4 separate regions of the Homo sapiens genome follow, and all the other regions are linked to region 3. Evidence: chromatin contacts called from ENCODE Hi-C or POLR2A ChIA-PET data. All regions are on one chromosome and are shown on one strand. The core of a region is the stretch at or near the end of the contact, and the rest is flanking DNA. Distances in the headings are between cores, read along the strand shown. Region 1 has its middle 91 kb from the start of LINC02563. Region 2 overlaps GNA13 (G protein subunit alpha 13). Region 3 overlaps RGS9 (regulator of G protein signaling 9). Region 4 has its middle 66 kb from the start of LRRC37A3.

Region 1 (6,363 bases), core at 2,306-4,805, 140 kb before region 3:
GTTTGTAACACAAAGAAAGGATAAATGGCCAGGCGTGGTGGCTCAAGCCTGTAATCCCAGCATTTTGGGAGGCGGACGTGGGCAGAACACTTGAGAGTTCAAGACGAACCTGGCCAACATAGTGAAACCCCATCTCTACTAAACAATACAAAAATTAGCCAGGCGTGGTGGCAGATGCCTGTAATCCCAGCTACTCGGGAGGCTGAGACAGGAGAATTGCTTGAACCTGGGAGGCAGAGGTTGCAGTGAGCCAAGATCATGCCACTGCACTCCAGCCTGGGTGGCAGAGCGAGACTCCATCCCAAAAAAAAAAAAAAAAAAGAAAAGAAAGAAAAGATAAATGCTTGAGGTGACAGATACCCTATTTACCCTGATGTGATTATTACGTGTTGCATTCCTGTGTCAAAATAACTCATGTACTGTGTAAATATATATACTTACTATGTAACCACAAAAATTAAAAATGAAAAATAAATAAATAAATAAATAACAAAAACAAAAGTACAAAAAATTAGCTGGGTGTGGTGGTGTGTGCCTGTAGCCCCAGCTACCTGGGAGGCAAAAAAAAAAAAAAAAGAAAAATGAAAAAAAGATATGTACATTTTTTAAAAACAGAATAAAAAGAGAACAAAACTTCTTTCCTGACGGTGGGAATAGTGGCAGGCAACGACGTTCAAGGTTCGGAGAATCCAACCGTAAACAAACACACAAACAGATCATAAAATGTGAGGTACTGATAAGTGTTAAGTAGTAGGCAGAGGATTAAAATAGACTGATATGCTGGTAAGTAATTGGGTGGTCACTCCCAGTCTCTCTATAAGCAGATGGCTTTTAAGGTGAATAATATGAATAACTGGTACATCTCTTCCTTCTTTGTTAGCTTTATAATCTCTAACAGTACTTAATGTTGAGAGTCGCTCCGATGCCATGTGTATGTCATCTCTCACTTATACAGACTCACACTGACATTCACACATTAACAGTCAAAGGGGCAGCCTCAGACCATCCACCATCTGGGGCCGCCTATTGTTCCCTCCACCCCCTTTCTTGTATCGGAACTAAGACCCCATTCTCCCCTGTCCTTATACACTCCACATGTCCCCCACCCCATCTGAGGAGTTCATGAGCAGCATGTTGAATATATAAAGTGTGTGATGCAAGTTGGAGATTGTGGAAGTGTGGGAGGCCATCCTGAACATCTGCTAGCCCTAGACCGTCTTCTAGATGCTCTTTGTTTTTAATACATCTCTGGAGTGAACCACCTTAGTCCTCTTTTGTTTCTCCAAAGGACTGAAGAAGAAAATAAGCCAATTATGTAAGCATTCTGGCTAGTAAACTCTTGGTACCTACTAACTATAGATCTAAATGTTGTGTAGTAATGCTAAGGACTCCACGTTCCTAGGAAATCCTCATTATTTTTACTCTCATTCCCAACACACTAACTCTCTGAGTTAGGAGAGGACACCACTTCTCCCCAGAAATGAGAACACTTCTCGCTTCCTTCCCTCCCTTCCCTTCCCCTCTCCCTTTCTGCCTTCCTTTCTTTCCTTCCTTTTTCTTTCCTTCCTTTGTTCCTTCCTTGCTTCCTTCCTTCCTTTCTCTCTTCCTCTTTCCATGTTTCCTTTCTTCTTCCTTCTCACAGTTTCACTCTTTACATATGTATCCATCATCAATTTATTGTTTACTGTTGCCATTTTTGCACTTTGTATTAATGAAATCATACACATATGCTATGGCTTCCTCTATGACATGTGTTTCTTTGTTCATCATTTTTTCATGTTTTTGAAATTTATTCATGTTCATATCCACAGCTGTTAGATATTTTCTCTAAATAATAGTTTTTCTTTGTATTAAAATGCCACAATTTGTCCCTTCTGCTGATGGGCATATAGGCAGTTTCTGGTTTTCACTATTGCATGTGATGCTGTAATGAACACTCCCTGTCCTGCCTCCTGGTGCACATGGACATACACTGGGGAACAGAATTGCTGGTTCAAAGTGTTATGAGCAGATTCAACTTTGCCAGACAAAGCAGAGCGTTTTTTTTGTTTTTGTTTTTGTTTGGTTGTTTTTTGTTGTTTTTTTGTTTTTGTTTTGTTTTGTTTTGTTTTCCAGAAAAGCTGTCATTTGAAGAAAGCTCTCTGTAGTTAGGAAAGGGGAACATAGGTCCGGGTGGGTTCAAAAGTAGCTTCTCTAACCATTACAAGAAATTTATTAGTTTTTCTTAAAAAGTAAGTCTGCAATTTTAATAAATAAGAATCCACATAAACAAAGTACTTTGGCGTACGTGGAAGGAGCCCAAGCCGTGGGATGCATCGATGAATACAGGGTGCTTCTCCTGTTAGATAGTGGACTGCCCTAAGTAGGCAAAAGTGTGATGCACATAATTGTGATGTGTTTGAGGTAAAGCCAAAGGAGAAAGAGTCAGGGAATGCTGGCACTGCCCATGGCACTAACTAGTTGGGGCCTGGATCCCAGTTTTCAGATGGAACTGTCCCCTCTGGCTCCTCAGTCAACGCGAATTTGCTTGAAGGACCATCAGTTCCTTAAAGCCTCATCTCCCCCAATGGGTGTTGTTTTATCAGCCTCCTCTCTGTGTGGGGAAGCCCGCCTCACTCAACCTCACTGTTTTACGTAAAACTGGCCGATTCCCTCATTTAATTCATAATAATGAAAACTGAACATATGACTGCAATTTTAAATTGTTTTGGGTTTTGTTCACAATGATGCAAACAGGAACGCATAGATTCATAGATACACACAAAAGAAAATCAAGACCATTGTTTAACCCCAAATGGATTTTATGCACAACATAGACCAAAGTGAATTTCAGTGAAAATACTGCTGGAGATTCAAATCTGTCATGGGTGCCCACAGTGGTGATTCCATGACAGGCTTCCTCCACCCACACCAGCGAAGCGTGGGCGTGGGAAATGACTTCATCCTGTGCTTCCATTTTCTGATTGATTTGCATAATGCTTAGGAATTTGTGAAATATTTCCACCGGCGTTGTTTAATTAGATTTTCATAACCTAGTGAGTGAGGAAGAAGGGATGATCTCCAATTATGCAGAATGAAGAAACCGAGGCCCAGGGAGGTTGACAGACTTGTCCTGAGTCACCTTTGCTCCTCTCCCAACTGGGTAGGGTCCAAGAGGGCTGGGTTGCGCCACAGTCGATGGAAACGTGTGCATCTCAGGGTGCATCTTGGGATTATGGTGGTATTTCTCCATGTCCAGGGCTAACCGAGCTTAAAATCACTAAGGAGAAATGGGCACCCACTGAGCGAGGTGGCCATCCATTCCAACATCTCATCACGGCCCTGGCCCCAGCAGCATCTTCCAGAGCGACTCGAGCCCATCCAGGGAGAAACCATTAGCAACACAGTGATGATAATTGCATAGTAGGCAGGAATGAATTTCAGATTCCCACCTTGCTCTGATTTTCAGGCCTCTCTTCTGTGGTGGAAGGTAAATATCCCAAGAAAAACAAACCTTGGCTGCAGCTGTCTTCAGGGATCTGTGTACTTTCAAGATAAGGTGAGTTGCCCCAATCATTTTATGATCCTAATTGTTGGGGAACAGGATATTCGTCCTCAAACACATCACTGTGACCCTCCCAGCTTCCTTCTGTGCTGATTAAGATGAAGCCATTTGCTTATGAAGCCCCCCAGACCTGTGGCTTTGATAGTCATTTTTTTCCTGTCCCTAGAAAACCTAATTTCCAGAGGGTATGCCTCACCACAGCAGGCCTCCACGTGGCTTACACAAATAATGCAAAAATCTCCAACAACCCCTACAAAGAACTTGCTCCTGGTGCATGGGCTGCATTTTATTTTGTTTTGTTTTATTTTATTAAATTTTTTTAAATCTAACTAATAACACTTGAGCTGTTGTTTTCCTTACCCCTGTTCCCCCAACACCTTCAATTGTACATAGAGTAATTTCAAACTGTAAGCTACTCCTGACTTAGCTACTTATTAAAAACACTAATATCCTTGGCTGCTTTGATGTCTATGGAACAACAAAGGAAGAGAGTTACTCTGGGCCACTGTAATCCTTGATTTGTCACTAAGTTATGACACCCAGCAGAGCCGTGTGACAGTGCAAATCAATCATCCCATGTGCTCCGCGGGGCCTTCCGTGCCTCCCGCCGAGCCGCTGCAGTTTAATTAGCTTTTTTCACACTACCACAATGTACATCTGCAGCTTCAGCAAGAGAAAGAGATGGAGGCGAGTTCACCGGGAAGCGGGAGCCTTAAAAAAAGTTCATATCGTGGAAAAAAAAAAGTCTGAAAGAAGAAACATCAGAGACCTTTGTAGTTTTTGCTTCAGAGGCATTAAGACTGAGATACACAGGCCTGGGGTACACCAGATTGTTAAATGTAGACTTTAAAAACAGCTCCACCAAACCCTGTGCGGAGGAGCTATCAGATGGTGTTTAAAGGACCTTTTCTTCTTTTGGGGGCAGTCTGTGTCTTCTGTTTTCCTCCTGCCTCTATACCCCACCTTTGGTTGATTGTGCAGAAATTCTTTGAGCCCAGACCTTCTCGAGTCCACCAAGATGAAGGAGGTGAGACCTTGATTCTGCCCAAGTTTTGCAAAACTTTGGATAAGTTCCTCCTGAAAGGTGGTGTCCTTGAGTGAAAATCATGTTCCTCTGTTCACTTTGCAGTGATAAATAATGGCAGCCAAAGACTAAAGGTAGGAATGAGGCCTCGAAAGTTGGGAGTCATTGACGGGGACAGCAGGGGTGAGAGCAAATCAGGCCTCGGTGTCAGGCACAGAGTGACACTTTTGTCCTGGCCCGGGAGGGAGTTAGACAGATGAGATCAAGCTGACTCTGCCTATGCTGGGGGGTGTTCAGGACACTGTCTGGTTCCTCTGGAAAACCACCTACCAGAGGAGGGGCTGGGAGACAGCCAATCTGCTCTTTTCCCGGCCAGTTTCTGGGCAGCTGTTATGGCTCATGGGCGGGTGAGCTCAGACCCTGATGACAGTGATTTAATGTGGGTTGGAAGTTGGGTTTTCTCCTCCCAGAATTCTCTTTCCCCAGTTAGGGGGAAGGGAGCAGGACGGACCATGGAGGTGCTGAGGGGTCCCCTTGTCACAAGTCATCATCCTCTATTCAGGTGATGGCTTCTGCATCACTTGCAGGGAGGATGCCAAGAACCTATCTCAAAAGCTCTCCCTGGAGCTCTTTCTACCCATTTTGTTTGGGCTTTAGCAACAGCCTGGGCCCGTTTCTTCTGTTTCTGTCCCTCACATGTTGGCACATCTCAGCTGATGGAGGCAGGCTCTGCTGTGTGCAGCTGTTCTGAGACTGCACTGCCAGACACTGGAGGGTCTCCCATGAAGATCCTGGCCCAACCTGCAGAACCTTCAGCCCCATATCAAAAGATGAAAGGGTCAGTACTAAAAAGAAATGAGCTAACAAGCCACAAAAGGATGTGGAAAGAACTGAAATGCATATTGCTAAGTGAAAGAAGCCAATCGGAAAAGGCCATGTACTGTAAAAATCCAACTGTATGACATCTGGAAAAAGGCAAAACTATAGGGGCAATAAAAAGGTGAGTGGTTGCCGGGGTGGTGGGGGAGAGGGAGGAGGGTGAATAGGTGGAGCACAGGGCATTTTTAAGGCAGTAAGACTCTTCTCTATGATATTGTCATGGATACATATCATCGTATGTTTGTCAAAACTCATGAAATATACAACACAAAAAGGAAACCCTCATGGAAGCTATAGACTTTAGTTAACAATAGTGTATCAGTATTGTCTTATCAATTGTACCAAATCTACCACACTAATGAGTTATTAACAAGATGTTAATAATAGGAGAAATTTGGTGGTGGTGTAATATGGAAACTCTGTTATTTTCACTTATTTTTTGTAAATCTAAAACCACTCTAAAGAAGAAAGTCTTGTGCAGGATTTGGATTAAAATGAAAAGAAAAAAAAAGGATAAAGTCTGACTGGACGAGGTGGTTCACGCCTGTAATCTCAGCACTTTGGAAGCCCAAGGAGGGAGGATTGCTTGAGTTCAGAAGTTCAAGACCAGCCTGGGGAATATGGTGAAACCTCATCTCTGCTAAGAATAGAAAAATTAGCCAGGCGTGGTGGCACGCACCCATAGTCCCAGCTACTCAGGAGGCCAAGGTGGGAGGATCGTCTAAGCCCAAGAGGCAGATGTTGCAGTGAGCTATGATCGCACCATTGCACTCCAGCCTGGGTGACAGAGCCAGACCCTGAAAAAAAAAAGGAATAAAGTTTATTCATTAAATTTTTTTTAAAAGTCACAGGGACAAAAGCAACAAAAACAGGAGGGAGAGGAGAGGTGAGCAAGGGGAGGCTTCCCTCCAACGTG
Region 2 (6,143 bases), core at 1,545-4,044, 210 kb after region 3:
AAGCAAAAATGCAGAGGTAGGCTGAACGCTGTGTGCATATGCTGATTATAAATAAAGCAGGCGTGTATCTGAACAAAGCTAGAAGAAAACATGGAAAAGCTAACACTTGAGTCCTAGAGTTATTTAATGAATGGCTGTTGGTTGCCAGTAACTAAGAACCCACCTACTTTTAAAAAACTCTGAATTCTGGCCGGGTGCAGTGGCTCACGCCTATAATCCGAGCACATTGGGAGGCTGAGGCGGGAGGATCACTTGAGGTCAGGAGTTCGAGACCAGCCTGGCCAAAATGGTGAAACCCCGTCTTTACTAGAAATACAAAGAAGTAGCCGGCCGTGGTGGTGCACACCTGTAATCCCAGCTATTCGGGAGGCTGAGGAGCAGAATCGCTTGAACCTGGGAGGCGCAGGTTGCAGTGAGCCGAGATTCCGCCACTGCACTCCAATCTGGGCAACAGAGCAAGACTCCATCTCAAAAAAATATGTATATATATATATTCTTAATTCCATTGCACCATTTTGAGACAATGAGTATTCTTGTAATGAAATTTCAAAATCATATGACACTATTCAGAAAGGCATAAAGTGCAGCATTGTGAATAACAGCATTGTTTTAAATCCTGCCTTGATTTTTAAAATATTTTGACCTTGATGATAAATATTAGCTGTCCCGTTCATGTATTACCAGAAAGTTGTGTTGTAGTTTTGGAAAAATGCTAGACTGACAAGGAAGAACCAGTTACATTGCATAAGGAAGTGTGCCATCACAGAGTAGCCAGAGACTTGTGTGACCAGCAGCTTCTGTTTGTTCAGGGTCTTAGAGTTCACTGACCAAGAGTGCAGAGAAGAGCTCATTTGATCCTTGCAACAACCCTCCCTCCCAGGTATATAGACCAAGTGTGATCACCTCCATTTCACAGACAGAGGTGCTGACACTCAGAGTAAGTGACTAGTTTGAGTTCTTGGGTCAATAAGTAAGAAATTAATTATAGTAGAGAAAGGATTTTTCACACATGTAATATAGCAGCAATGAAAACATAGAAGTTTTAAGTCATGAGTGGGGTTGCACAGTAAAAGAACTTTTAGAATAGGTTAGAGAGAGGTGGGCAGAACTTGGAACTGGGAAGTGATCCTTGTGAATTGGCACTGGAATCAGATCCCATTGCCTTTTTTTTTTTTTTTTTTTTTTTTAAGACAAAGTCTTGCTCTGTCACCCAGGCTGGAGTGCAGTGGCATGATCTCAGCTCACTGCAAGCTCCACCTCCTGGGTTCACACCACTCTCCTGCCTCAGCCTCCCAAGTAGCTGGGACTACAGGCGCCCGCCACCACACCTGGCTAATTTTTTTGTATTTTTAGTAGAGATGGGGTTTCACTGTGTTAGCCAGGATGGTCTCAATCTCCTGACCTCGTGATCTGCCCGTCTCGGCCTCCCAAAGTGCTGGAATTACAAGCGTGAGCCATCGCGCCCAGCCCCCATTGCTTTTAATAGAGGAGCAAGGAGCAGTGTGGAGAAGGTAGATACGCAGACAGGAAGATCACTCTGGCTAGAACCAAGAGTGGCTGATAGTGGGGAGTAAGATTGCAGGTGGATATATAGCAGTGAGGGTGGGTAAGAACAATTGATAAGACTTCAGCTTAAATTTTGAGTAGTATTGCAGGGATGAAAACAAGTAGATTCTGGCCATTTGTAGTAAATTTTGAACCCGTCCTGCTAACATTTTAATGTATCTTGGCTTTTGTTGTGGGGAGCACAAGTGGGTCTTGCTATATTGCCCAGGATATTCTCAAACTCCTGGCTTCGCAAGCGATCCTCCTGCCTCAGCCTCCCAAAGTGCTGGGATTATAGGCATGACCCACCATGTCTGACCAGTCTTGGCATTTTATAATAAGCATAATCTATCTGAAAATGTCACTTAAAAGATCATTTTGTTTGCATATCTATTCACTAGTCCAGTTAGTAGTCCATTAAAAATTCGCATTACTTCGGGATTAATAGGTATAAAACAAGTTTTTTCTTTTCCAGGATTATATTCCATCACAACAAGATATTCTGCTTGCCAGAAGACCCACCAAAGGCATCCATGAATACGACTTTGAAATAAAAAATGTTCCTTTCAAAATGGTTGATGTAGGTGGTCAGAGATCAGAAAGGAAACGTTGGTTTGAATGTTTCGACAGTGTGACATCAATACTTTTCCTTGTTTCCTCAAGTGAATTTGACCAGGTGCTTATGGAAGATCGACTGACCAATCGCCTTACAGAGTCTCTGAACATTTTTGAAACAATCGTCAATAACCGGGTTTTCAGCAATGTCTCCATAATTCTGTTCTTAAACAAGACAGACTTGCTTGAGGAGAAGGTGCAAATTGTGAGCATCAAAGACTATTTCCTAGAATTTGAAGGGGATCCCCACTGCTTAAGAGACGTCCAAAAATTCCTGGTGGAATGTTTCCGGAACAAACGCCGGGACCAGCAACAGAAGCCCTTATACCACCACTTCACCACTGCTATCAACACGGAGAACATCCGCCTTGTTTTCCGTGACGTGAAGGATACTATTCTGCATGACAACCTCAAGCAGCTTATGCTACAGTGATGTACAAAAGACTTGCTGTTTTAATATCTTTTTGTGTTTTTGATGTTTTCTGTTTGTTTTGTTTTTTAAAATAGCAGTTTACAACCAGAATTAGAACAATCTTAATTCTACGTTTAACTTCTTGAAAATCTTAGTACTTTTTCTGCGGCCTTTGGTTTGTGGCTGAAAGCTGTTGAGTGACTCATCGCCAAGATTTGCTGTAATGCAGGCTTTGATCTGTTTCACCATGGCTTCTATTCAAGTCCAGTTAAAACCTCCCAGCTGACCTCAGACTAGGCATATTTCAGGCTTTAAATTATTCTACTTTCCAAACTGAATTCTCCTGCAGTGCCAAGTATCAAAGGTGTCCTTAAATACTTGTAGGGATGAGGTTAGGAATATTCAGTTCCAAAACAAGATATCTTCTGTCCGCCTTACATATAGCAGTGACACTTGTTGCCTAACTTTATGGTGACCTCCTATTTTGTAAGGGCTGTTAGAAGTTCTATCTAAGAAATGGCATTCTGTAGGTTTATAGAAGGTTTAGCCTTCATATTTTAATTGCTTGTATACACAACAGCTGTTTTGCTTTTAGATTTCTGTGTTTCTGAAGGTAATGTTCTTCCTGTTTTCAAGTTTACATAAGGATCTTTGGTCTGATGCTGATGAAGAGTTCACAGGTGGTATGGGAGAGCAAAAGGCAAGCTAATGCTGTTTACCGTGTTTTGGTCAAACGTAACGAGTGAAATAGAATTTGCCTTTCTCATATTTAATTATCATGTAGTTTAATGTACCATATGTGAAACATTCTGGCCATAGCAGCAACTAAAAACTGCAAGCAACTTGGTAACAGAACTTTCTAAATAAACTTAACCTGTTCCAGAATGTCATGTATTTGACTTTTAAGCCCTATCTCAGTTGGTCAGTAAAGACCAATCCTTACTGTAGGAAATCATTGTTGTATCATCACAAACATCTATCTTTTGCTGTCCTGTCCAGTCCCATCAACTCCACACTGTGCCATTTGTGGCATCGTTTTGTTTATTTGGAGTTTGCTAAGGGCAGTATTTTTCTGTCAAGACTATTCAAGAAGGCATTATTTGAGATTCCTGTTCATTCTTGGTGTGTCTCTAACAGATACAGTATGTATACATTTGTATAATTGTTGTTGTTGAAAGTCCAGCTTTTTTGAGGTATATTTTAAATGTTTTAAGGATGCTTCTAAGGATCAGTAGTAATTTTTTTAGTTCGCACCTAAAGATGATTACATTGACCTCCCCCGACTGCTTACCAAATTAAAATGTGTCCACGAAGTAGCTTTGTGATCGCAGATACATTCATAGTGAACTCATCAGAATGGCTGGTTTGCAGTACTGAAATACTATCTTCTAGGCTGTATGTAGTGCTACAATTAGAGAAACAGAAGTCCAAGGCTGGCGACAGCTTGAAAAGTCTGACAGCTTTTCTACTTTTCCTGAAAATTTTAAGACTGTGATATCTGTCATTTTACTGTATAGCTGACTGTGTACTCAGGTATTTTATTGGTCCTTGAAAGATTGGTCGTTATGGATCACCCAGCCTTTCCAAGTCAGTGGCTGTTGTTCTGTCTTGCTGTCTGATACGAGAGTGGGGCTTTTCAGTGAACTAACCAGGGATTGTTCTTGACATACCTGACTTTTCTCACATTTGAACTTCCACTATCATTGTATCCATATAACTTCTAGCATTTTCATGCCATGGTAATCCATGAGCTACACATACGTAGCCCGGCACCGTGATGCAAGTTCATGGTATCGTGCATGTTCGTGGTATCATGGTATCATTCATGCGTGTTTGAATAGTTCTACATCTAGTGCTTCTTGCCAAAAAGAATACATTGTTTAAATTCACAAAATTAGCATAATTGCAGTGCTAATGAATATCGGAATATGTGCACAGTAACATTTGGACTATTCATTGGAGAGTTTACCCATACATTTAGCAAATTGAATGGCCAAAACATTTGACTCCAGTGAGGGCTCAAGTTAGATCCCTATAGAAAGAGGACACTTCATCTTACTTAAGTCATAGTTAAGATCTGTGATACGAACCATAGATATTGCCTGACAAAGCAGAAATCACCAAGTTTCCCCCTTTTGAATTACCACCAAGAAGTGTTGAAACACCAAATAGATATCATGTTATTTTGGGCATTTGCAGTTTTCTTCCCTGCTGCATGTAATGTCTCAGAATCAACATTCTTTTAAAATCTAGACTATATTTTGAGGCAATGAATTACTTATATTCAACTTAGGCTTGTTTTGACATTCAGTAGAACTTTAAGTTCAATCTAAAGGCTTCAGTCCACATTTTTTTATACGTTGTATTTTAAAAACGTTTGAAAGGAGTCTTACACCTGTATCATGAAAACTGAATCCTTTTGAAATACCACTATATGAAGAGAGAGATGAAATTTAGTGAACAGAATTGAAAAGGTGCTCATAATTTCACTATGCAAACTTACCCCAGTCTCTAAAAAAGTAATTTAGATTTAAAGTTCTTTGATGTATTTGATTTTCTAAATCTTTATGGTTATGATTTGGAATAAAATGTGCCTAATCCTGTGTTACATTCTGTTCTTAAATCTGAATGCCTTCTCATTTAATTCTGAGGAAATATCACACAAGTGTCTTCATTGACCTTGAAGAAATGTATATACAGTTGCCTTATAAAACAACATAAATTTAGACCATAACTTTTATAGAGAAAGGGTTTTGTCAAATGTTTTCTGAAAATCTGAGTAATTCAAAGCATGCCTCTGCCCCTTTAATATTTTTAATAACCTGCATTGTTGCTGTCTGCCAAATATTAAATTGAAATCTTCATTTCAATTTTATTATCTGGAAAGGGCACTGGATTGCTCTGCAACCAAAGAAAGCAATATGGAATGAAAAAACTCATTCACTTTTGTCTTATTTTCTTTTAAGGTGTATTGGCATGTAATTTGCATAGAGAAGGTCCTCTGGTTAGTCTCTCAAATTGAGGCTGTTTAGGGAAATCCTTATTCAGTTGGTGGCAGTGGTTGGTTTAAAGTAGAAGGAAATAAGATCGCCTTAATACCAGAAATGATTAGAAGTGCTGATTTAGATTCAACAAATACCATATGTCCTTATCATTTTTTGTAAGAAGAAATTGGTTAAGTCCTAACTTTCAATGTGTACCCAAATACTTGTATTTATGCTTTTGATAAAATGTATTTTCAGCATTAATACACATCCGATTATGCCTTATTTATATATGAAGAATAAAGTTACCATGTTACACTGTTATGTCCTAAAATTCAAATCACTATTTGAGAAACCCTCAAATTGGTGCTTTCATTATATAATGATACATTTAGACAAAACCCCAAACTAAGCCATTTGAAACAAGATTCTCTCCATTGCAGTTTGTAGCAATGTTATTTCTGTGTATGTCATGAGAAGGCTAAATATCAGTGTTAATTTCTTGTTTGAATCCGTGAAATCATGCCTGTAAAGCCCAAACATTTGTAACAAACTCCCTAATAAATTTAGAGAAAGTCACTCTGTTA
Region 3 (5,700 bases), core at 2,201-4,700:
CTAAAAAAGAAAAATGAATGAGGCTTCGTGGGCCTCCAGTCCTAGGAGTCAGAGCTTGACACAAATGCCCTTCGAGAGTGGGATTCTTCTGGCCGCAGTCGGCAGGAGAGGGAGGGGGTTTTCTTTCTTTCTGCTGGAGATTTTCTGCAGAGGGTTCCAACCCTCACTCAAAGCCACTAGGGACAGAGCCTTGCCTCCCTCCTCCCAGCCTCCCCATCCCTGGTCCCCATAAGCTCACAATAGCCAGGAGAGCCACATAAGGGCCCCACAGTCACCCAGGGTTGCACAGGTAGACAAGATGCTTCTCTCTCATGGGTCCCCACTTTGGCCAGCTTATCCTGCTACCCCCACACCCCAATCTGGCTTTCCAAAAAGGAAGGCACCGTTCTTCAAGCCCCTCTCCCTTCTCTGACACAGGTCTCTGAATGCTAACAAGAAACTCCCAGCCGCCTCTCTTTAGGGATCTGTGAGCCTAGGACTCCCTCTTCTGGTGAAGTGTGAGGAGGTGACAGCTGCCCAGAGGGGAGGGCTGACCTCTGAAGCTGGGGTGTGTGAGGCATGAAGTATCCCCGGATCCCGGCTTCCTTCAGCCTTCCCAGCTCATGAATCATTGGCCTTCTTCTTTTCTTCCTCAGCAAATAAGCAGGAAGCAGCCCTGCCTCCTCTCAGACTCAATGATTTCACCCTGTTAGTGGTGTTCGTTCATTCTCACACTGCTGTAAGGAACTAACTGCAGCTGGGTAATTTATTTAAAAAGAGGTTTGATTGACTCACAATTCCACATGGCTGGAGAGGCCTCAGGAAACTTACAATCATGGCAAAAGGCAGAAGAGAAGCAAGTATCTTATTCACAAGGCAGCAGGAAAGAGAGAGAGCCCGAGGAGATGCCAAACACTTATAAAACAATCAGACCTTGTGAGACTCAATCACTATCGTGAGAACAGCATGGGGGAAACCGCCCCCATGAGCCAGTCACTTTCCACCGGGTCCCTCCCTCAACATGTGGGGATTACAATTCCAGATGAGATTTGGGTGGGGACACAGAGCCAAACCATATCAGGCTAGAAGGCCTCAAAAATCTAGGAAACCCTCTACCTAAGTGAGAGCCAGTAGGGGGATCCCAAGAGCACCATGTTGAATGGTTTATGTGTTAGTCAACTAAGAACCTCCTTGTTCTCCCACCCTACCTCTGCTTTTCCGGGGTCCCCCCTCCGACCCCCCTGCAGACATCCCAGCTGCAACAGCCCAAGCCCAAGGAGGGAAGGAACCTTACCTTTGAATGAAGTTCCAAGTTTTGCTTATTACACTAACATTGAACTGCATACAGAACTAAATGGAGACTGTCCTTGTCACTGATCATACCTGGAGGATCTGTATTATCTAAAAGTGACCAGAAAAGTTATGGGACTTCTCAGAGTTTTCATCCAGGTTTAGGAAAAGAAATAACTTGCAGCATAGGTTTAAAGGAGCATCTTGGGGAAAAAACAAAACTGTTTTTTTCTTGCACTACATAAGGTTCTGAGCAGCCAACACAGTTATATCCATATCACTCTATAGGTTTCCAAGCAGCCCTGTGAAGAAGGTCAAATTGTTACTCCCAGTTCACAGATGAGGAAATCAAGGAGCTGTTCCAAGCTGGAAAGGCAGGCGGCAGGATTCCCACAGCCCACAGCCCTGCACTCCCCCAACATGGACTAGATCCAATGCCCCCAGCTTGCTCCTCAAGCAATGATAGCACCTCCATGAGGGAATCAACTTTATTCCCAGGACCTCACTTGGTGTTTGACACCTAGCCGGTGTTCAGCCTTGAGCAAGTGGAAAGCACCCAACCATGGAATACAGCATAGCTACATTTTATAGGCATTTACCAAATATTGGCCAAACAGAAACTAACTGGTCACTCCCGTCTCCTCTTGCCCCACCTCTTGCATTATGTTATGTTATGTTATGTTACGTTATGTTATGTTAGTGTAACCCATTACCCCCAAAACTGTGTAATAATTCCACTGTGGGAGAGACCAAGTGTCCGCCAATATCCACTCTCCCCATCTTCCTTCCTCTAGCTAAATCTCTAGAAGTTTAACTACTCACAAACTGGCCTAACTGAAGACTACATTTCCCGGACTCCCGTGCAGCTAGCCATGGTCATGTGACCAAAGGCCAACCAATGGGATGTGAATGGAAATGACCCATGCTACTTCCTGGTTGTGAACTTAAGATGAAGCCACCTTCCCACCATTGCCTCTTTTTCAGTTATCCCCTGGGTATGGGCATGGGTGTAGGGGTGGTGAACCAGCTTCAATCACTACCTCAAGGCAGTGGTTCTCAAGCTCACCTGGACATAGACATCACCTGGGAGAGGCGCTAAAAAAAATCCCAGTGTCACAGCTCTGTGCGTGTGCCCTGGACAGCGGGATCTTTCAAGTTTCCCCAGTGGATTCTAATGTCCAGACAAGATGGAGGAGCATCATACTTGTGACCAGGGGATGGGTGGAGCAACAAGATAAAAAAATTTATTGGTTGTTGGATTTTTTTTTCTCTTCCCTGGCCTCCATTCACTTCCAGCCCATGACCTGGACTGCCCTACTGCCTTTAGGCAACTCTGTGTTACAGACAGAAACTCTGTCATGTTTGAACCCACTTCCTCCCTTCTGAGGTCTATTTATTACTGAACTATAGCCTGGACTTTATTTAATCCAACCAGTGGATTCTGGAGCCTTCTGTCATTGACGCTCTATCCATGTGGATCTTAGTTTCCATGTGGGCTTAGTTTCTCTTTAGGACCCTGGGGGCTTAGGAGAGGAACCCTTAAACACTGATATACAAACCTAGGGTTGAGATTCTCCTTATTTCTTGACATTGGCTGGTAGTAAACTAAGGGTGTGGATTGCTTCGCCTTTCATCTCATTTTAGATCAGCATTGCAAATAAAGGCATCAGGTTAACAGCTCACTCACTCTTCCAAGAAAGGACCAGACTCTCTCACTTACATTCTGGGGGAAAATTTTTCTTAGCCCTTTGTGAGTGACTCTTGTGAGCCCAGTGGAATAGATTCAGTAAAATCTACAATGAGCAATGGTCTTTAAGTATTGAAGCTCTGTGTTTTCCCTACGGGGATTAGCAAATCTAGGTTTCAGCCATGCACCCACCCAACATTCATTTGTAGAAGTGTGCAGAGATGAGTCAGCAACCCCAGTATTTATGGGCTAAATAAGTTGTCAGAGGTTAAAAGCAAGTCAGGGGCTCTTATCTACTAATTGAATTCTGAGGAAGTTGAGGGCTAAAGGGGAGGGGTATAATGAGTGGTTTGGCAAACCACTTGATTTTTTTCTCCTGTGAGGACTTCCTATGCAACTTTTAAGAGCTGTTTTATTCACCGCGTAGCCCTTAATCGCAACCCGCTGTCCAATCTAATTATGATCCCAGCAGTGCCGTTTGGGGCAATACTTCAGAGCATGCGCAGAAACCAGGGACAAGTACATACGCTGTAATCTCTAGTGCGGGGTTTCTCAACAGTGGCACCACTGGTGGTTTGAACTGATAATCTTCTGTTGTGGGAGCTTCTGTGCATTGTAGGATACTTAGCAGCGTCCCTGGCCTTTACCTGCTAGACACCAGTAGCAACCCCCACCCACTGCCGCAGTCTTGATAACCAAAAATGTCTCCAAACACTGACCGGTGTTCCCTAGAGGGCAACATTGACCTGGTGGAGAAACACTGTCCCGGATGAATTCCATGAGACAAGGAGTCCTACTCACAGCAACATCCCCAGCGCCTGTCATAGCGTCTGGCACATAGTAGGGACTCAATAAACACATGTTGAGTGAGTAACTAGGAGGGGAGGTGGGAGGAGCACACCAAAGCCCAAACCTCTAGAATTTCCCACTGGCCTAGTGCAGCGGAAGTGAAAAGGAGCACTCAGATCTCCAACTGCAGGGAGCACGCGGGCTGATGGCCAAGCTGCTGCAGCTCAGGATCCACCAGCATATCCATGCCAAGGTCAGGCTTTCCACGGGATCTCCCAGCACATGACCATGCACCGTGGGGGTACGAATGCAGGGCCGTTCCCAGAGATGCAGGCCCTCTCCAGCAATGACTTTGGCTCAAGGACACCCCAGCAGCCTGGTCAAAACTTTCTTGGACTGCACAAAGGACACCCCAGCAGCCTGGCCAAAACTTTCTTGGACTGCATAAAGGACACCCCAGCAGCCTGTTCAAAACTTTCTTGGACTGCACTGCCATCTAAGACTCTCCCTGCCCAGAGGTCAGACTTGCAGCACGGTCTGGACTGCCCCCCGCCCCGAACCCCCTCAACACTCAACTTCAACTTTCTCCAGCTCTGGCCCTTCCTTTATCTACCACAGGTGTTTTCCCCAACAAATCTCTTGTCCATCGAATCTCACCTTGGTGTCTGCTTCTTGGAGGACCTGAGGCAACACACCTGGCATTTTAGGAGTGTGCCTGCTCCCAGCCCTCTGTCCATTCCTGTGAGATGCCATGCCCCGGGGCATCCCCTGGGGAGCTCTGCTGATGAGAAAAGCATTGTGCACAAACCCATTTAGACAAGGAGAGAGCTCTTGGAAGCGACTCAATGTCCCTTTGTCCAGAAGATTGAAGAAGACGTGAGTTTAACTCATAAATAATAGCTCACAAATTACTAACAAAACCAGACACACACTAACATTCCAAGAAACTTAAAGTTAACCTTTTATTGGTTTTAAGGCAGCAGGGAAAGTCTTCTGGTCCACATGCGTTTCTTCTGCCCAGGGGAGGGAGGGTCAGGAAGAGGAGAAGGAGTTGGCCCCTGGTAACCAGCCAGAGCATTCTTTGCCACAATCTACCCCATCTTGTCTCCCCAATCTTCAAATGTCACCCAAATGCACTTTGGTTCTCGAGCAAGTGTGTCCTGTGGCCCATACCATGGCATCTGTCAGAGCATCTTCCTGGTCCAGAGCCCCCAGCTCAGCCTGCCTCTTTCCTTACAGGCTCTCCCAGGGGCAGATGACCTCCTTTTCTGTGGCCCGGTCACCCGACTCTCCTGTTCCAGCATCCTCCGAGTCCATCAAGCAGGTCCCGCTCCCCGTGGGCACATCCATTTTGATCTGGAAAAAGCTTCAGGTGCAAGAGGAAAGCCAGTAATGTAGGGGCAGGGGCAGGAGGGACTGCACCTCCCCAAATCATCCTGACATCCTTGAAGATGAACATACCAGGTGCATTTGCCAAAGACTGTGGTGGGGGCAGGTATAGCTCAGGGGTAGAGCATTTGACTACAAAGGTTGTGTGTGCAGTGATTGGCTTGGTGGAATCTTTTTATTGGGGATTCATATTTTCATTTTGAATGAAAAATAATTCTGAAGGTGCTTTGTTTTCATTTTTGAGGTGCTCGGATCCCTGTGGTTTTGATGGATTCAGGAGGTCCCTGTAGGACATACCAGGACTTAGTCATCAACCCCTTTAAACTGACTTCATGGGTGCTGGGCACTGTGGCTCATGCCTGTAATCTTAGCACTTTGAGAGGCTGAGACAGGCGGATCGCCTGAGGTCAGGAGTTCGAGACCAGCCTGGCCAAAATGGCGAAACCCCGTCTCTACTAAAAATACAAAAAAATTAGCCGGGCGTGGTGGCATGTGCCTGTGATTTCAGCTACCTGGGAGGCTGAGGCAGGAGAATTGCTGGAACCTGGGAGACGGACACTGCAGTG
Region 4 (5,644 bases), core at 2,119-4,618, 240 kb after region 3:
AGAGTTTCCAGGAGGACAGAACACTGGTGCTATCAGGTGCCAGGAGCAGCGTGTGCCACGCATGGCCCTGCTCTGCTGTGGCTTTGTGTTTTTGGTACATGCTGTGCCCTCAGCCTGGGCTGCCCTGGACTGGCCGTCCCTACCCCTCCAAGACTTAGCCCAAAATCATACTTTTTTTTTTTTTTTTTGAGATAGGGTCTCACTCGGTCCACCAGGCTGGAATGCAGTGGCACAATCTCGGCTCACTACAACCTCCACCTCCCAGGTTCAAGAAATTATCCTGCCTCAGACTCCCGAGTAGCTGGGATTATAGGTGCCCGCCACCATGCCTGGCTGATTTTTGTATTTTTAGTAGAGACACGGTTTTGCTATGTTGGCCAGGGTGGTCTCGAACTCCTGACCTCAGATGATCCATCCGCCTCGGCCTCCTAAAGTGCTGGGATTACAGGCGTGAGCCACTGCGCCTGGTTTCCAAAATATTACTCTTTTCCCCAGAATGGAAATACAATTATTATTCAAAATATAAGAGTAATCTTGGCCAGGCACAGTGGCTCACGCCTGTAATCCCAACACTTTGGGAGGCTGAGGCAGGTGGATCACGAGGTCAGGAGTTTGAGACCAGCTTGGCCAATGTAGTGAAACCTCGTCCCTACTAAAAATACAAAAAATTAGCTGGGCGTGGTGGTGGGCGCCTGTAACCTCAGCTACTTGGGAAGCTGAGGCGAGAGAATCGCTTGAAGCCGGGAGGTGGAGGTTGCAGTGAGCCAAGATCGTGCCACTCTACTCCAGCCTGGGCGACAGTGTGAGACTCTGTCTCAAAAAAAAAAAAGAAAAAAAGAGTAATCTTAAAAAATAAAAATATATGTTTTAAAACTTTTTATATATACATGTAAAATGTATATGCATATTATATATATGTTCAAATGTGTGAATGTATTTTTGTATTTATAAACACTTAAACTAAAATATGTAAATTTATGTATAAAACTATAAAATATGAACATGATATTATACTATGTATATATTTTGTAACCCTCATTTTCACTCACTACAAAATAAATGTATTTTATATGGTAAGTATAGATTTACCTAATTTTTTCAAGGTAAATAGTTTAAAAAATATAAAACTAGTAAATGCTCATTGCAAAAACAAATTGCTAAAAAATATCAAGAAGAAAGTAAACAGCACAAAAAGCCCTCCTTCTAAAGACAACCATTATTAACATTTTGGCAAACATCCTTTTTTTTTTTTTTTTGAGATGGAGTCTCGCTCTGTCACCCAGGCTGGAGTGCAGTGGTGAGATCTCGGCTCACTGCAACCTCCGCCTCCCTGGCTCAAGCGATTTTCCTGCCTCAGCCTCTGGAGTAGCTGGGATTACAGGCATGCACCACCACATCCAGCTAATTTTTTTTATTTTTATTTTAGTAGAGACGGAGTTTCACCATGTTGGCCAGGCTGGTCTCAAACTCCTGACCTCAAGTGATCCGCCCACCTCAGCCCCAAAAAGGTTGGGATTACAGGCGTGAGCCACCGTGCCCGGCCCAAACATCTTTTTTTACACACATATACACCCATATTTTTATATCAATAGTCTCAAATTATATATACACTGTTTTGGGACTTTTAAAAAAATTTCAGCAAGACCTTGTGGACATCCTTCCATGATAATACGCAGAGCATGAGATTATTCTTTTAAATGATTACATAATATTTTATTGTGAGAGCATAACTTTATTGAATTTATTTATAAACACTAGTGGCGAGCATCCATTTTTCAGCTTTTCACAATTAAAAACAACACTGTGATGAGCCATCCTTATATATGGATTCTTTCTGGAATAAGAAATAAATGGACTGAAAAATTAGAATGTACAATTCTAGAGGTCCCACGTTGTCAAATTATGTTCAGAAATGTGCACCGCGAAAAAGTCTAAAAGTTCAGCCAAGATTCACATGGGTCATTTCTGGGCAAAAGGACCAGGCATGATTTTGTTGTTCTTCCTATTCTTCTGTCCTCCTCAGCTTTTCTATTCTAAGTGTGTCCTTCGTTATGCTGATGCAAGTTGGCAATTTTACATTGCACAAGAATATATGGTTTTAATCCACGCAAGTGTCGCCTCTGACGATGCTCTCTTTCCAGTTCCTCCTGCACCACACTTGCTCTCATCATCTGCTACAGGGGAGGGACCTGCTAGCCCTGTGCCTAAGTTAGCACCAGCAGGAACCCACAGGTGTTCAGTGGGGAGTCGCTGACTGCCTTGGAGAAGCGTATTTGAGACAAGCTGTTAATGGCTCACGGTCCTAGGGTAACCCCCTCGGCTGGCACCTGCATTTAGGACAGCAGTGAGCCAAGCAGTTTCCAGCTTGTGGGAAAGAAGCTTTGAGGGGTCCCTAAGGGCAAGAAGGCCTTTCCTGGCTCAGTCCAATCAGATACCTGCTGTGGCTGTGCTTCTTCTGGCCACAGGTCCCTGTCTTTGTTGGTTCCCTGCACTGACCTGGCCAAAAGGAAGCTGCTTGCTTCTGGGCAGCAGCTGTCCCCTCCCCCAGAAAGTCTAAAAGGACACAGAGGACGTCTTCAGTATTTCCGTAGAGGTCACAAGCTAAGTGGGTCGCTGTCGCTGTTTTACGTTTGGTTGGTGCTGAGACACTTCCTCTTTCATTTATGTCTTATTCAGGCCACCTCCTCCATCCCCCTTGAAGACTGAAAAAGGGGAACTTGAAAGAAAAACCGAAAATTTCAGACCGAGCTATGGTGCAGGAGACCATGCTGTCATCCTGAAGCAGAGGCTGGGGACGTCACCAAGAGGATCACAGCATCCTCGAGGGTTCACTGAGGCCACTGCCCAGGCTTTCTTTTCTTTCTTTTTTTTAATAGAGATCAGAGTCTTGCTAGGTTGCCCAGGCTGATCTCAAACTCCTGAGCTCAAACAATCCTCCCACCTCAGCCTTCTAAAGTGCTGGGTTTACAGGCTTGAGTCACTATACCGGGCTGACCAGGGACTTTCTTCCTCCCCTCATTCGAACTTTCTTAGCTCCCACTCAAGTCTTCCTAAATGCTATGTGGTATTCTTAGGACTCCTAATTCCTAATTTTTCAGGAAGTGAAATGATATTCTTAAAGTAAAAACCAAAATCTGCTTTTGCTCAATTCTTTGAATTTACTGTATTTATATGCCATATATAGAGAGAGAGAGAAAGAGAGACAGAAAGAGTGCATGTAGATATACACACACAAATGTATACACACACACACACACACACACACACACATCAGATTGTGGTAGCTTTTGGAAACTCTCTAAGGCACAGAAAATAAGTTGCCTGACAAGACATCAAAGAATTGCAAAAGAGGCCACAGCCCCAAAGGCCTTACTGACTGCTTTGTGATTTGTAGCATGACTGCTGATAAGCATCTATTTGCTTCAGTAAATAGAAGTTGAATCATAACATTTGTTCCAGGAAACAGTAACTGAAGTCGCAAATCATAAATAATAAAGCATGAAAAATCTTCTTTTAACCTAATGGACTAAAAGATTTCTTGCTTTTTTCATTTCTGCTAATGGCCTCTCTCCCTTGGCACTGCCAGAGCTGGCCCATTAAAGGTGAATTGAGCCTCAGTTTGCAGGCAGGACGTGGTCCAAAAGATCATTTGTAAGTTGGTTGTTTGGATCAAAGAATGTGTTTTCTCCTAGAAACCGTTTTTCTCAGGGTGACTGGGTTCTCAGGTTCGCTCGCACAGTGCTGTTCAACTTCTACTGAAGCTGAGCTCTGGGTCTTTGAGGGCAGGTTCTCTGCAGTGCAGGAGGGAGAAATCAGGTCACCTGCTGCTCCTTTGCATAGAGACCTGGCTCTGAGCACAATTTAAGCATAAGTAGTTTTCTTTTCTACTTTCTCAACTCCCTTTTGGCGTCCAGGTCCAGGGCCGTAGTCCCTGGATTGCAGCACCCTTTCCTAAAGTGCTTTACCCACCTCTGGGCTGCTTGCCTGCTAAGGGGGGTCTGGGACCCCAAATTACCCACTATTCCTGCTTCCTGACCAATCAGACTTCCATTTCCTCAGAGCAGTTGATATCAGCTAAGGGCCAGGGGAAAAGCAAAAGGAGAAGATATGAATTCACACTAGTAGGTGAATCATGGAGAACCTCTTAACCCTCTTAATATCTTCTCATGTTAAAATGAATTAGTTGTGAGACTTGAGAGTCCTTGTGGCAGTATGGGTTAGGGATGAACACGGTGACTAAGGATTCGGAATTCACACACACATTAGTAGGACTCTTAGGCTCTTCACTGCACCTGCTTCCAGAACACTGGCAGTCAGTTAGGAAATGATCCTACTCTGGAAAAAAAATGCAATGGTCGCAGAGAAGAAACTTTCAAGTTCAGACACTGGGGAGAATCCCCTCAGTGAATAAGCTGATTATCTGCCAGATTGCCTCTGAGAATAAGCCACATTCATGCACACAGAACCCCCCACCAGTTTTTTGTGCCTCATAATGAAATCTTAACAGATAGCCAAAGATTACCAGATGTTTATGGAAAGTTCTAACATGAAACAAAAAGACCAAAACAGAGGAAACAACAGAACAAATCTTCAAAAGTAGTATAGTTACTATCTATAGAGAAATAAGAAAAGGCATTTTATCCATGAAATAGGATGTATTTTAGACTTTCAGGATGCCGTAACAAAATATGATACACTGGGTGGTTTATAAACAAAGAAATTTATTTCTCATGGTTCTAGGGACTGGAATCCAAGATCAAGGTGCTGATTTGGTGTCTGGGGAGGGCCTGCTTTCTGGTTCAGAGATAGTGTCTTCTTGCAGTGGCCTCACGTGGAGGAAGGGGTGAGCTGACTCCCTTGGGTCTCTTTTATAAAGGCACTAATACTATTCATAAGGGTTCCATTCTCATGGCCTGATCACCTCCCAAAGGTTCCCATCTACAAATACTATCACGTTGGGGGTTAGGTCTCAACATAGAAATTTGGGGGGACACAGACATTCAAACCATCGCAGGGTGCAAAATAAAATAATCATAACAAGAAAGGGATTTTGGCTATTGAAAAGCAGAATAGTTTAAAGTAAGTATTCAAAAGAAAAGATAGAAGATAATTTATAAAGTCTGGGCACAGTGGCTCACACCTATAATCCCAGCACTTTGGGAGGCCGAGATGGGTGGATCACGAGGTCAGGAGTTCAAGATCAGCCTGGCCAAGATGATGAAACCCCATCTCTACTAAAAATACAAAAAAAAAAAAAATTAGCTGGGTGTGGTGGTGGGTGTCTGTAATCCCAGCTACTAGGGAGGCTGAGGCAGAGAACTGGTTGAAACCAAGAGGTGGAGGTTGCAGTGAGTTGAGATCGCACCACTGCACTCCAGCCTGGGCAACAGAGCGAAACTCTGTCTCAAAAAAAAAAGAAAAGAAAAGAAAAAGAAAAAAAATAATTGATAAAAACTTCAGAATGTAGTACAAAAAGATGGAAAAAATGTGAGAGATAAGAAAATTTGAGGATCTATTCTGAAAGTCCAACATCCAGCAAGAATGGAGGGAAGGAAATTATCAAAAAAATAATACCAGAAAATTTCTCAGAATGAAAGGATAAGAGTCTCAGTATCAAAGGGCCTGCTAAGTGAGCCACAAAATG

What was found. Hi-C counts contacts between places; a loop is a spot of excess contacts on that map. ChIA-PET counts read pairs that join two places held with the same protein, here RNA polymerase II (POLR2A). Pooled maps may share reads with other maps.
Region 1: a loop to region 3 is called in a map of PC-9, with 5 times the contacts of the local background. The contact joins two enhancer-like sites. A Hi-C loop is called at or near these places in 1 of 168 maps with a recorded cell type or tissue (PC-9), 1 of 37 single-sample maps with no recorded cell type and 8 of 50 pooled maps.
Region 2: a pooled map shows a loop between it and region 3 (4-fold over the local background). The contact joins two enhancer-like sites. A Hi-C loop is called at or near these places in 7 of 50 pooled maps. POLR2A ChIA-PET finds 5 or more read pairs at or near these places in 2 of 52 experiments (activated CD4-positive, alpha-beta T cell and activated T-cell).
Region 4: a loop to region 3 is called in a pooled map, with 7 times the contacts of the local background. The contact joins two enhancer-like sites. A Hi-C loop is called at or near these places in 7 of 50 pooled maps. POLR2A ChIA-PET finds 5 or more read pairs at or near these places in 5 of 52 experiments (AG04450, activated CD4-positive, alpha-beta T cell, activated CD4-positive, alpha-beta memory T cell and 1 more).

What each region holds. Positions count from the first base shown.
Region 1 is chr17:65,363,154-65,369,516 of GRCh38, reverse strand. No RefSeq gene overlaps it. Among named protein-coding and RNA genes, the nearest start is that of LINC02563, 91 kb to the left of the region's middle. RefSeq lists an enhancer at 5,766-6,363. Within about 2 kb of position 3,555, at least 2 of the 41 ENCODE cell types and tissues checked have a DNase peak (open chromatin) inside an H3K27ac peak, as active enhancers do.
Region 2 is chr17:65,010,707-65,016,849 of GRCh38, reverse strand. GNA13 (G protein subunit alpha 13) reads left to right here. Exons shown (of 4, transcript NM_006572.6): 4 at 2,021-6,143. The coding sequence ends at 2,593. Among named protein-coding and RNA genes, the nearest start is that of GNA13, 43 kb to the left of the region's middle. Within about 2 kb of position 2,794, at least 6 of the 41 ENCODE cell types and tissues checked have a DNase peak (open chromatin) inside an H3K27ac peak, as active enhancers do.
Region 3 is chr17:65,226,686-65,232,385 of GRCh38, reverse strand. RGS9 (regulator of G protein signaling 9) reads right to left here. Exons shown (of 19, transcript NM_003835.4): 19 at 4,683-5,111. The coding sequence ends at 4,979. Among named protein-coding and RNA genes, the nearest start is that of RGS9, 92 kb to the right of the region's middle. Within about 2 kb of position 3,450, at least 4 of the 41 ENCODE cell types and tissues checked have a DNase peak (open chromatin) inside an H3K27ac peak, as active enhancers do.
Region 4 is chr17:64,983,080-64,988,723 of GRCh38, reverse strand. No RefSeq gene overlaps it. Among named protein-coding and RNA genes, the nearest start is that of LRRC37A3, 66 kb to the right of the region's middle. RefSeq lists enhancers at 2,292-2,341, 2,622-2,921, 3,539-3,818. Within about 2 kb of position 3,368, at least 28 of the 41 ENCODE cell types and tissues checked have a DNase peak (open chromatin) inside an H3K27ac peak, as active enhancers do.